2 separate regions of the Homo sapiens genome follow, and region 2 is linked to region 1. Evidence: chromatin loops called from intact Hi-C (ENCODE). Cell type or tissue: heart right ventricle. All regions are shown on one strand. Region 1 overlaps BPTF (bromodomain PHD finger transcription factor). Region 2 has its middle 36 kb from the start of AMZ2.

Evidence for each region. Hi-C counts contacts between places; a loop is a spot of excess contacts. Peaks named below come from ENCODE experiments on the same cell type or tissue, not always from the same donor. Only the 100,000 strongest peaks of a DNase experiment are listed, where the experiment ranks them.
Region 2: a loop joins it to region 1, with 21 times the contacts of the local background. A loop is called at or near these places in 5 of 110 quality-filtered maps.

Annotation. Positions count from the first base shown.
Region 1 is chr17:67,856,562-67,861,561 of GRCh38, reverse strand. The region is part of intron 2 of BPTF (bromodomain PHD finger transcription factor); the gene reads right to left. Among named protein-coding and RNA genes, the nearest start is that of BPTF, 34 kb to the right of the region's middle. In heart right ventricle, no CTCF peak of the experiment used is centred here; a DNase peak (open chromatin) is centred at 2,927.
Region 2 is chr17:68,209,730-68,214,729 of GRCh38, reverse strand. It overlaps a transcript of AMZ2 not described here. Among named protein-coding and RNA genes, the nearest start is that of AMZ2, 36 kb to the left of the region's middle. In heart right ventricle, no CTCF peak of the experiment used is centred here; no DNase peak of the experiment used is centred here.

The DNA of each region.
Region 1 (5,000 bases):
GGCTGATCACCTGAGGTCAGGAGTTCAATATCAGCCTGGCCAACATGGTGAAACCCTGTCTCTACTAAAAATACAAAATTAGCCAGGTGTGGTGGCGGCCGCCCGTAATCCCACCCACTCGGGAGTCGCTTGAATCCAAGAGGCAGGGGGTTGCAGTGAGCTGAGACTGGGCCACTGCAGTCCAGCCTGAGTGAGACTCCATCTCAAAAAAAAAAAAAAAAGAAAAAATCTTGGAAGGTTGGGGTAGGGGGTTACACTACTTTAGGGGTGACTGACTAGTCTAATGAAGATGACACTGGCTTGTATCACGGAGGGACAGTGGGAATGGAGAGAAACTGATTCAATATTTATTTTAAAGGCATAGCAAACAATAAAGGAAAAAGTTTATTCTCATATTTCTAGCTTGAGCAGCTGGTGGGACAGTAATTCCATTTACTAAGATGAGAACGCTGGATGAAGAGTAGGTAATGGGGGGAAACGATGAGTTTGGTTTTAAACACGTTTGAGGTGCCTGCCTTGCGGACAGGTCCAGGAGTCTGCTGGACATACAGAACTGAACGTGGACAGAAGGAATTCAGGCACGGGAAGTCAGTAAGTTAATATGTGGTTTGTACCTAGAATGGGGAGTAGAAAGCTGTATAGATTTAAAAGCATAGTTTAGTTGATTCGGAAAATGAATACAGATTTTTAAAATGCTGTTTAAAGGCGTGTGGTGGTCCACGCCTGTTGTAATCCTAGCGCTTTGGGAGGCCAAGGCTGGAGGATCACTTGAGCCCAGGAGTTCGAGACCAGCCTGGCAACATAGTGAGACTCTGTCTCTGCAAAAAAATGAAATATAATGCTGTGTTCACGTAATTATATTTAGAATGGAGAGTGACAGAAAAACATGCTAATCTAATCTGGTAATTTCTATTTTAGTAGGTCCTAATTTCAGAGCAAAGGATTGACAGGATAAAAGCAATAGTTAAGAAAGATTGGCCCACTTACATAATGAATGAAAACTGGCCTCTGAGTTATATGCTGAATATGTCTTGGCTTCTCAGATGGACTATAAATTCATGTATAAGAAGCTTTTTTTATTATAAGCTTCACTAATCTATACAAATAACATATTTTTAAGCACTTATTAAATAAAAGCAATAACAGAAAACTTAATTTCTATAAATTGGTAACATTACAATTAAAACCTCTGCATACTATAAACTGCGTGAAAATTCTACATGGCTTTAAAACTATCATGAGGAGTCCACATATAATCTACCACAAAAGTACAGTTAAACTGAAATTATTTTAATCTCATTTTCATAAAAGATGTAAAATCTTTCAGATTTGTCAAAATTGTTGACACATATCACTATGTTTAAAGTTTCCTACTTGATTTTACATAGAAAAATACTCAAAATATCACAGCATGGAAAAAGATAATCCTATTTGCCTGAAATCATCTTTAAAATCTGTGCAGTTTATTATGCATCAAAAAAGGCAATTTGAATGACGACCATAGCTTTTAAAGCAAATAAACTTAAATGAACAGTTTTATTGACAAACATAAGTATTTTACTGTTCCACTAAGAAAAATAAAATATTTGATTTCCTCGACAATGTATCAAAAAATCACCCACAGGTACTTAAAAAGTCATCTGAGTCACGTGATTTCAAAGGTCTGCATTTATGTAATTATCGAATAGTATATATTTTGCTTCCCTGAATGCTGTTTCGTAGACTGATACTGATATATTAGGAAACAGAACTTTTCTGAAATTGCCACTTAGTTTAGATTTTCTAAAAACGCCTTTATTTCAAATCTTTAAAGATTTCATAAATACTCACTGCAGATATAACAGAAACCATTATAGTATCTTTCTCCCCAAGTTATAAGCATTGGTTTTAACAGCTAAAACGATGCAAGTTGCAGATTTCTCAAGAAGGTTTGAAAACTAGACTACAGTATAAAATAAGGTATTGAAAATATTCTTATAAAACACATTCTAAAAAAAATTCCAGGTTCTACCTCCTAAGAGCCACAGGGTCTTGGGCAAATCAAGGGCAAATTATTTAACCTCTTTGAGATTTAGTCTCTTTATCTATAAGATGCAGACAAAAATAGTGCCTGCAAGGCAGGGCATGGTGGCTCAGGCCTGTAACCCTATGATTTTGGGAGGCTGAAGTGAAAGGATTGCCTGAACCCAGGAGTTTGAGACCAGCCTGGCCAACACAGTGAGACCTCTTCAAAATAAAAAATAAAAAAATTAGCTGGGCACGGTGGCACATGCCTGTAGTCCCAGCTCCTAGGGGGGCTGAGGTGAGAGGATGGCCTGAGCCTAGGAGACTGACGCTGCAGTGAGCCATGATCATGCCACTGCACTCTAGCCTGGGCGACAGTGAGACCCTGTCTCCAAAAGTAATTAATTAATTAAAAATAAAATAATAATTAAAAAATATAGTACCTACATTATTGGGCTGTTGGGAGGATTAATTTTAAAATACATAAAATGCTTAGGACACTGTGAGGCACACATGAAGTGCTCAATAAATGTTGCTCTTGGCTGTTACTAACTTATCACAACTACTTCATTTTACAGGTCTCTGAAACTAAGACCTATACCACTGATTACTGTGTAATGAGCCTTAAAGATGTCAAGGTTTTTCTGTATGTGGACAAGACACCTTTGGTCTGTATCTGGCCAAAAAGGGCAGCACAGGGAAAGAAAGAGGCAGTGAGAGTGAATATCCAAAGGGTAAGGACAAGCAGCACAGAAAGGAAGGCACAGGAATGGGAGAATTGGAGCATGGACTAAATTTCACTTACTTCCTAATTTGTTCCCAGCCATCCTGATGACTATGAGCTCCTTTCAGGAGGGCACTTGAGACTGCGTGAACGTGACCTGCTAACTGCTGAATGTCTATACAGAGTACAAGCACCGGGCTCCCTGACAGGCAGCATCACTGAATTTCCACTTACAATGACAACACAGCAGTAAACTTTTTTTTTTTTTTTTTTTTTTTGGAGACAGAGTCTCACTCCATCACCCAGGCTGGAGTACAGTGGCGCCATCTCGGCTCATTGCAACCTCCGCCTCCTAGGTTCAAGCGATTCCTGTGCCTCAGCTTCCTGAGAGCAGTAAACTTTAAACTTTAAAAATGTGGTTACAGTTATTTCACCATTTGGAATGACCTTGCTGACAAAGGTTTCCGTGTTACCACCTCAACAGCAAAATGTCAAAACAAAGACAAAAACAAAAAATGGCACAATGAATACCATGACCAGATGTTTGGGAGGTAAGGGAGCAAGAAAAGAAAAAAGTTACACATATTTTACACATATTTCTTAAAATATCTGATCCAAACCAAAAGACACAGAATATACATTTAAAACCTTAAGTATTGTTTCTCACAGCAGTTTCTGGGTTAAGGTGACAGATTTCATTTTGTTCCCTCCTGAAACCTTCTTAAAACCATGCTAAAGAAATATTGTTAGCCGGGCACGGTGGCTCACGCCTGTAATCCCAGCACTTTGGGAGGCTGAGGTGGGCGGATCACAAGGTCAGGAGTTCGAGACCAGCCTGGCCAATATGGTGAAACCCCATCTCTACTATAAATACAAAAATTAGCTGGGTGTGGTGGCGCATGCCTGTAGTCCCAGCTACTTGGGAGGCTGAGGCAGGAGAATCGCTTGAACCTGGGAGATGGAGGTTGCAGTGAGCCAAGGATCGCGCCACTGTACTCTAGCCGGGGCAACAGAGTGAGACGCTGTCTCAAAAAAAAAAAAAAAAAAAAAAGAAAGAAATATTGTTAGTCTAGACGCAGTGGCTCACGCCTATAATCCCAGCACTTTGAGAGGCCGAGAAGGGCAGATGGCTCGAGCTCACAAGTTCGAGATCAGCCTGAGTAACATGGTGAAACCCTGTCTCTACAAAAAATGCAAAAATTAGCCGGGCATGGTAGCACACACCTGTAGTCCCAGCTACTTGGTGGGCTGAAGCAGGAGGACTGCTTGAGCCCAGGAGGTCGAGGCTGCAGTTAGCCGACATAGTGTCACTGCACTCCAGAGCCTGGGTGACAAAGGGAGATCTTGTCTTCAAAAAAAAAAAAAAAATCTGCTGTCCAGGCACGGTGGCTCACACCTGTAATCCCAGCACTTTGGGAGGCCGAGGCAGACAGATCACAAGGTCAGGAGATCAAGACCATCCTGGCTAACACGGTGAAACCCCGTCTCTACTAAAAATACAAAAAATTAACCGGGCACGGTGGCGGGCACCTGTAGTCCCAGCTACTCGGAGGTTGAGGCAGGAGAATGGTGTGAACCCGGGAGGCGGAGCTTGCAGTAAGCCGAGATCACGCCATTGCACTCGCACTCCAGCCTGGGCGACAGAGCAAGACTCTGTCTCAAAAAAAAAAAAAAAAAAAAAAAAATTGTTAAAGACGAACTCATAAGGATAAAGTAGGGGAGACATGGTAACAACAAAAAAAGATTTTAAAGTAGATGAACAAGTGATTACTGATTCAGCAGACCCAAGAAAGCCTGATCTCAAACTAAAAAGGAAGGTGAAGTTGAGAACACAATCCTCAAAACGCAATGATAACAAGGAGGGGTGTCTCTAGAATAGGGAACTGGCTGGAGCAGATTCCTAAACCACCATTCTCCCCTTCAAGCTGCCAAAGGTCTAGTCTCTAGAGGAGGTAAACTGAGGTTCCCTGGACTGGCAGAAACCACGCTCAGTTGTGAACAAAGGTACTGTACAAAAAACTGAGGATTTAAGTGACAATACAAGTAGTAAATGCTGTGTGCACAATAAATGAAGCTTTCTTCCACCACTCAGCCACCAGAATACCACCAGCAAGACCTTCATGCTTCAAGCAGGACACAGGAAAAGGCCCTTCCATGCCATTGCTCCTCTAGAGCTTACTCTCGAGGACAGACCTCAAGATACTGACAAGAGGGATTTCCCCCAATAAAAAAGACAATGAAAATCATCCAATGGTTAAGTCAAAATTGATAA
Region 2 (5,000 bases), 350 kb before region 1:
GAAAGTAGATGAACAAGTGATTACTGCCTCAGCAGACTCAAGAAAGTCTGATCTCCAACTAAAAAGGAAGGTGAAGTTGAGAACACAATCCTCAAAACGCAATGATAACAAGGAGGGGTGTCTCTAGAATAGGGAACTGGCTGGAGCAGATTCCTAAACCATCTCTCTCCCCTTCAAGCTGCCAAAGGTCTAGTCTCTAGAGGAGGTAAACTGAGGTTCCCTGGACTGGGAGAAACCACGCTCAGTTGTGAAGAAAGGTACTGTACAGAAAACTGAGGATTTAAGTGACGATATACATAGTAAATGCTGTGTGCACAATAAATGAAGCTTTCTTCCACCACTCAGCCACCAGAATACCACCAGCAAGACCTCCATGCTTCAAGCAGGACACAGGAAAAGGCCTTTCCATGCCATCGCTCCTCTAGAGCTTACTCTCGAGGACAGACCTCAAGATACTGACAAGAGGGATTTCCCCCAATAAAAGAGACAATGAAAATCATCCAATGGTTAAGTCAAAATTGATAAGGCCCACCCACTTGCTCAGAGCTTCCAACTGGCTACAGAGTACCACGATGTTAATGAGAAGCAGAAAATTAAGAATTAATAAACATCTGAGGAAGAAATAAAAAAAAAAAAGAATAGGAAGCAGCAACTTAGAAGAAACAGACCATGCACAGAGGAGAAAAAAAAAAACCTGTCATTAATAGCCTCAGAAAAGTAAGAGAAAATACTATATCCAGGACACAGAAACAGGATTTTACTAATTTTTTTAAAGGAAGATTCTAAAAACAAAAGAGCTCTTAGATAATAAAAATATGGTAGCAGAAAGGAAAAACTGGATAGTAGGGTTGGACGACCAAGATAAGGAAATCTTAAAAACCTGAACACATACAAATACCCCAAAAAGAAAAAGAGACAAAGAGGAAAACTGGAGAGAAATGATAAGAATGTCAGAAGACCAAAATAGGAAGTCCAACGTTCAATAAAATCATAGCTCAAGATAAATACAAGAGGGAAAAGAGGAAGTTGTCAGGAGAAGTTCTCAGAATCAAACACAATTGCCAGATTGAAAACGCCCACCAAAAATACCTCGTGGATGAAAGTGGCCCACACAAGGGCGTATCACTGTAAAACTGCAGAACACCATAGACAGCGAAGATTCCGTAAGCTTCCAGCCACAAAGAATCAAGAATCAGTGTGGATTCAGACCTCTCGACAGCACATTGATAAAGTTTCTACTCTCCTTTCCATTCCCTGCTCTGACACTCATTTCATCCTACCAGATTTTTTCATGTGACCTAATTCTAAGAACTGGAAGAGGGCTTTGAAGACTTCAGAAGCTGAAGACGCAAAGTAGCCCATCCCTCTGCCCAGTTTGTTTTATTCTCCCCATTTTGGTTATTATGATTTTTTAAATCCTTTCATTCTTTTCACTCAGAAAGAGGCAAGTAATTGATTTCCTTATGAAGAGGCCAGGCAGTCCATTTTTCATGGCGTTCAGCGTGCACAGCAAATCTAAAACCATTGTCTGGCAAATGCAGCTTGCAGCCGCAATCATTTTTTTCACCAGGTAAGCCGGCTGGCGTATGTTTTTAAAATTTTATTGTTAAGTATTGTCTTTTACTGGTTAAATCAATGATAACATTCTTTACTTTGTGGTTGTGTTACTCAAAACGAGGATTTTTAACAATGATAAAAAATAAAGCTTGTTAGATCATTTTTAATGGTAATGAATTGGTTCCTGAAGATTTGATTAAAGAGAACTAGGCCAATCTAAGCAGAGTCCAAATGAGGTAGAAAGTCCATAGAGAACAGGAAAAAAGGAAGTTGTGGAACCACAGACACAGTAAAAGGAAAAAATTGGCCAGGTGCGATGGCTCACTCCTGTAATCCCAGCACTTTGGGAGGCTGAGGTCGGTGGATTGCTTGAACCCAGGAGTTTAGGCAACATGACAAAACCCCCATCTCTACAAAAAATACACAAACAAAAGACATTAGCCAGGTGTGGTGGTGTGCACCTGTATAATCCTAGCTACTTGGTAGGCTGAGGTGGGAGTATCGCTTGAACCTAGGAGGTGGAGGTGGCAGTTAGCTGAGATTGAGCCGTTGCACCCCAACCTGGATGACAGGGTGAAAGAGACCCTGAAAAAAGAAAGAAAAGAAAAAAAATTATTTAATTAAATTATTTATTTTTGTGACAAGGTCTCTTTCTGTCTCCCAAGCTGGAGTGCAATGGCATAATCATAGCTCACTGCAGCCTCAAACTCCTGGGCTCAAGGCATCCTCCTGCCTTAGCCTCCCAAAGTGTTGGGATCACAGGCATAAGCCACTTCAAGGGTAGATTTTTTTTTCTTCTTTGAAACAAGATTTGGTTCTGTCACCCAGGCTGGAGTGCAGTGGTATATTCTTGGCTCACTGCAACCTCTGCCTCCTGGGCTCAAGCAATCCTCTTGCCTCAGCTTCTCAAGTAGCTGGAACTACAGGCACGTGCCACCATGCCTAGCTAATTTTTGTATTTTTTGTAGAAAAGGGGGTGTCGATATGTTGCCCAGGCTGGTCTTGAATTACTGGGTTAAAGTGATCCACCCACCTTGGCCTCCCAAAGTGCTGGGATTACAGGTGTGGGTCACCACACCTGGCCAAAAACATGTTAAGTTTTAAAATCAAAAGAAAATCAGCAAGCCATTTTGCATATTTTTCTGGAGATATATAAATACAGATATATATAGATAGAGATAAAGATATACAGATAGATCTGGACTGGAAACCTTATGATAATATAGTATCAGTTGGGTATAACTTAAAAGGACAAAGGGAACTGATTAAAAAAGACTCAAGGCATATATATATACATACACACACATATATACATATACATATATATACATGTACATATATACATATACATACACATACATATATACATATACACATATATACATATACATATATACATATACACATATATACATATACATATATACATATACACATATATACATATACATATATATACATATACATATATACATATATATACATATACATATGTTTTCCCAATTCTTCATACCACTTTTTATTTTTATTGAGATATAATTAATTTATACACCATAAATTCACCCTTTTAAATAAGTGCACAATTTAGTGGGTTTTAGTATAGTATTCACAAGGTTGTAAAACCATCACCACTATTTAATTCCAAAACATTTTTTCTTTTTTTTTTTTTTAAGACGGAATCTTGCTTTGTTGCCCAGGCTGGAGTGCAGTGGTGTAATCTTGGCTCACTGCAATCTCCACCTCCCAGGTTCACACCATTCTCCTGCCTCAGCCTCCCGAGTTGCTGGGACTACAGATGCCCGCCACCACGCCCAGCTAATTTTTTTGCATTTTTAGTAGAAACGGGGTTTCACTGTGTTAGCCAGGATGGTCTCGATCTCCTGACCTCATGATCCTACCGCATCGGCCTCCCAAAGCGCTGGGATTACAGGCGTGAGCCACCGTGCCCGGCCAATTCCAGAACATTTTCATCACCCCAGAAAGAAGCCCCAGAATCACTGGCCCTACTCAACCATTTCCCCTCCCATTTCCTGGCAAGTATTTACTTACTTCCTGTGAATTTGCCCATTTGGGACATTCCATATAAACGAAATCATACAATACGTGATTTCACTAAACAAGATTTTTGTGTGTGGCTTCTTTCAAATAATTTTTGAAAATTGTGGTAAAGTATGCATAACATAAAATTTACACTCTAACCACCTCCCCCCCCCCCTTTTTTTTTGAGACAGGGTCTCACTCTGTCTTTCAGGCTGGAGTGCAATGGTGTAAACACAGCTCAGTGCAGCCTCAACCTCCTTGGGCTCAGGTGATCCTCCTACCTCAGTCTCACAAGTAACTAGGACCACAGGCACACACCACCACACCTGGCTAATTTTTGCATTGTTTGTAGAGACAGGATTTCTCTATGTTGCCCAGGCTGATCTTGAACTCCTGGACTCAAGTGATCCTCCCACCGTGGCCCCCCAAAGTGCTGGAATTACAGGCATGAGCTACCACACCTGGTTGTCTCTAACCATTTTTAAGTGTACAATTCAGTAGAGTTAAGTATATTCACATTGTTGTACAACCAATCTCCAGAACTTTTTCATCTTCCCAAATGGAAACTCGTACCTATTAAGCACTAACTCCCCATTCTCTCCTTCTCCCAGCCTACAGTAATCACCCTTCTACTTTCTGTCTTTACCAATTTGAACACTCTAAGTACCTCATGAGTGGAATCACACAGTATTTGTCCTTTGGTGACTGGCTTATTTCGCTTAGCATAATGCCCTCAAGGGTTCTCCATGTTGTAACATGTCGGAATTTCCTTCCAAGGCTGAATAATGTATCTGTTATATGGATCAATCACATTTGGGTTATCCATTCATCAGTTAATGCACATGTAGGCTGTTTCCACCTTTTGGTCATTGAGAATAATGCTGCTGTATACATATGTGTATACGTTTTTGCATGACCATTTGTTTGCAATTCTTTTTTGACTATATATGTATGAATAGAATTACCGGGTCATATAGTAGCTCTAAGTTTAACTTTTTGAGTAACTGCCAAAGCATTTTCCAGTGTTACATGGTTTTACATTCTCTCTAACAATACATAATGGTTCCAATTTCCCCAAATCCTCCCCAACACTTTTTATTTTTATTTTTTTTAAACATTACAGCCCTGCTAGTGAATGTGAAGTGGTATCTCATTGTGGTTTGGGTTTTAATTTTATAATATTTTAATTTTTAAAATCAAAAGAATATACTGGGGCTGGGGTGGTGGCTCAAGCCTGTAATCCCAGCATTTTGGGGGGCCAAAGGGGGTGGATCACCTGAGTTTATGAGTTCAAGACCAGCCTGGCCAACATGGTGAAACCTCATCTCTACTAAACATACAAAACTTAGCCGGGTATGGTGGCAGGCACCTGTAATCCCAGCTTCTCAGGAGGCTGAAACAGG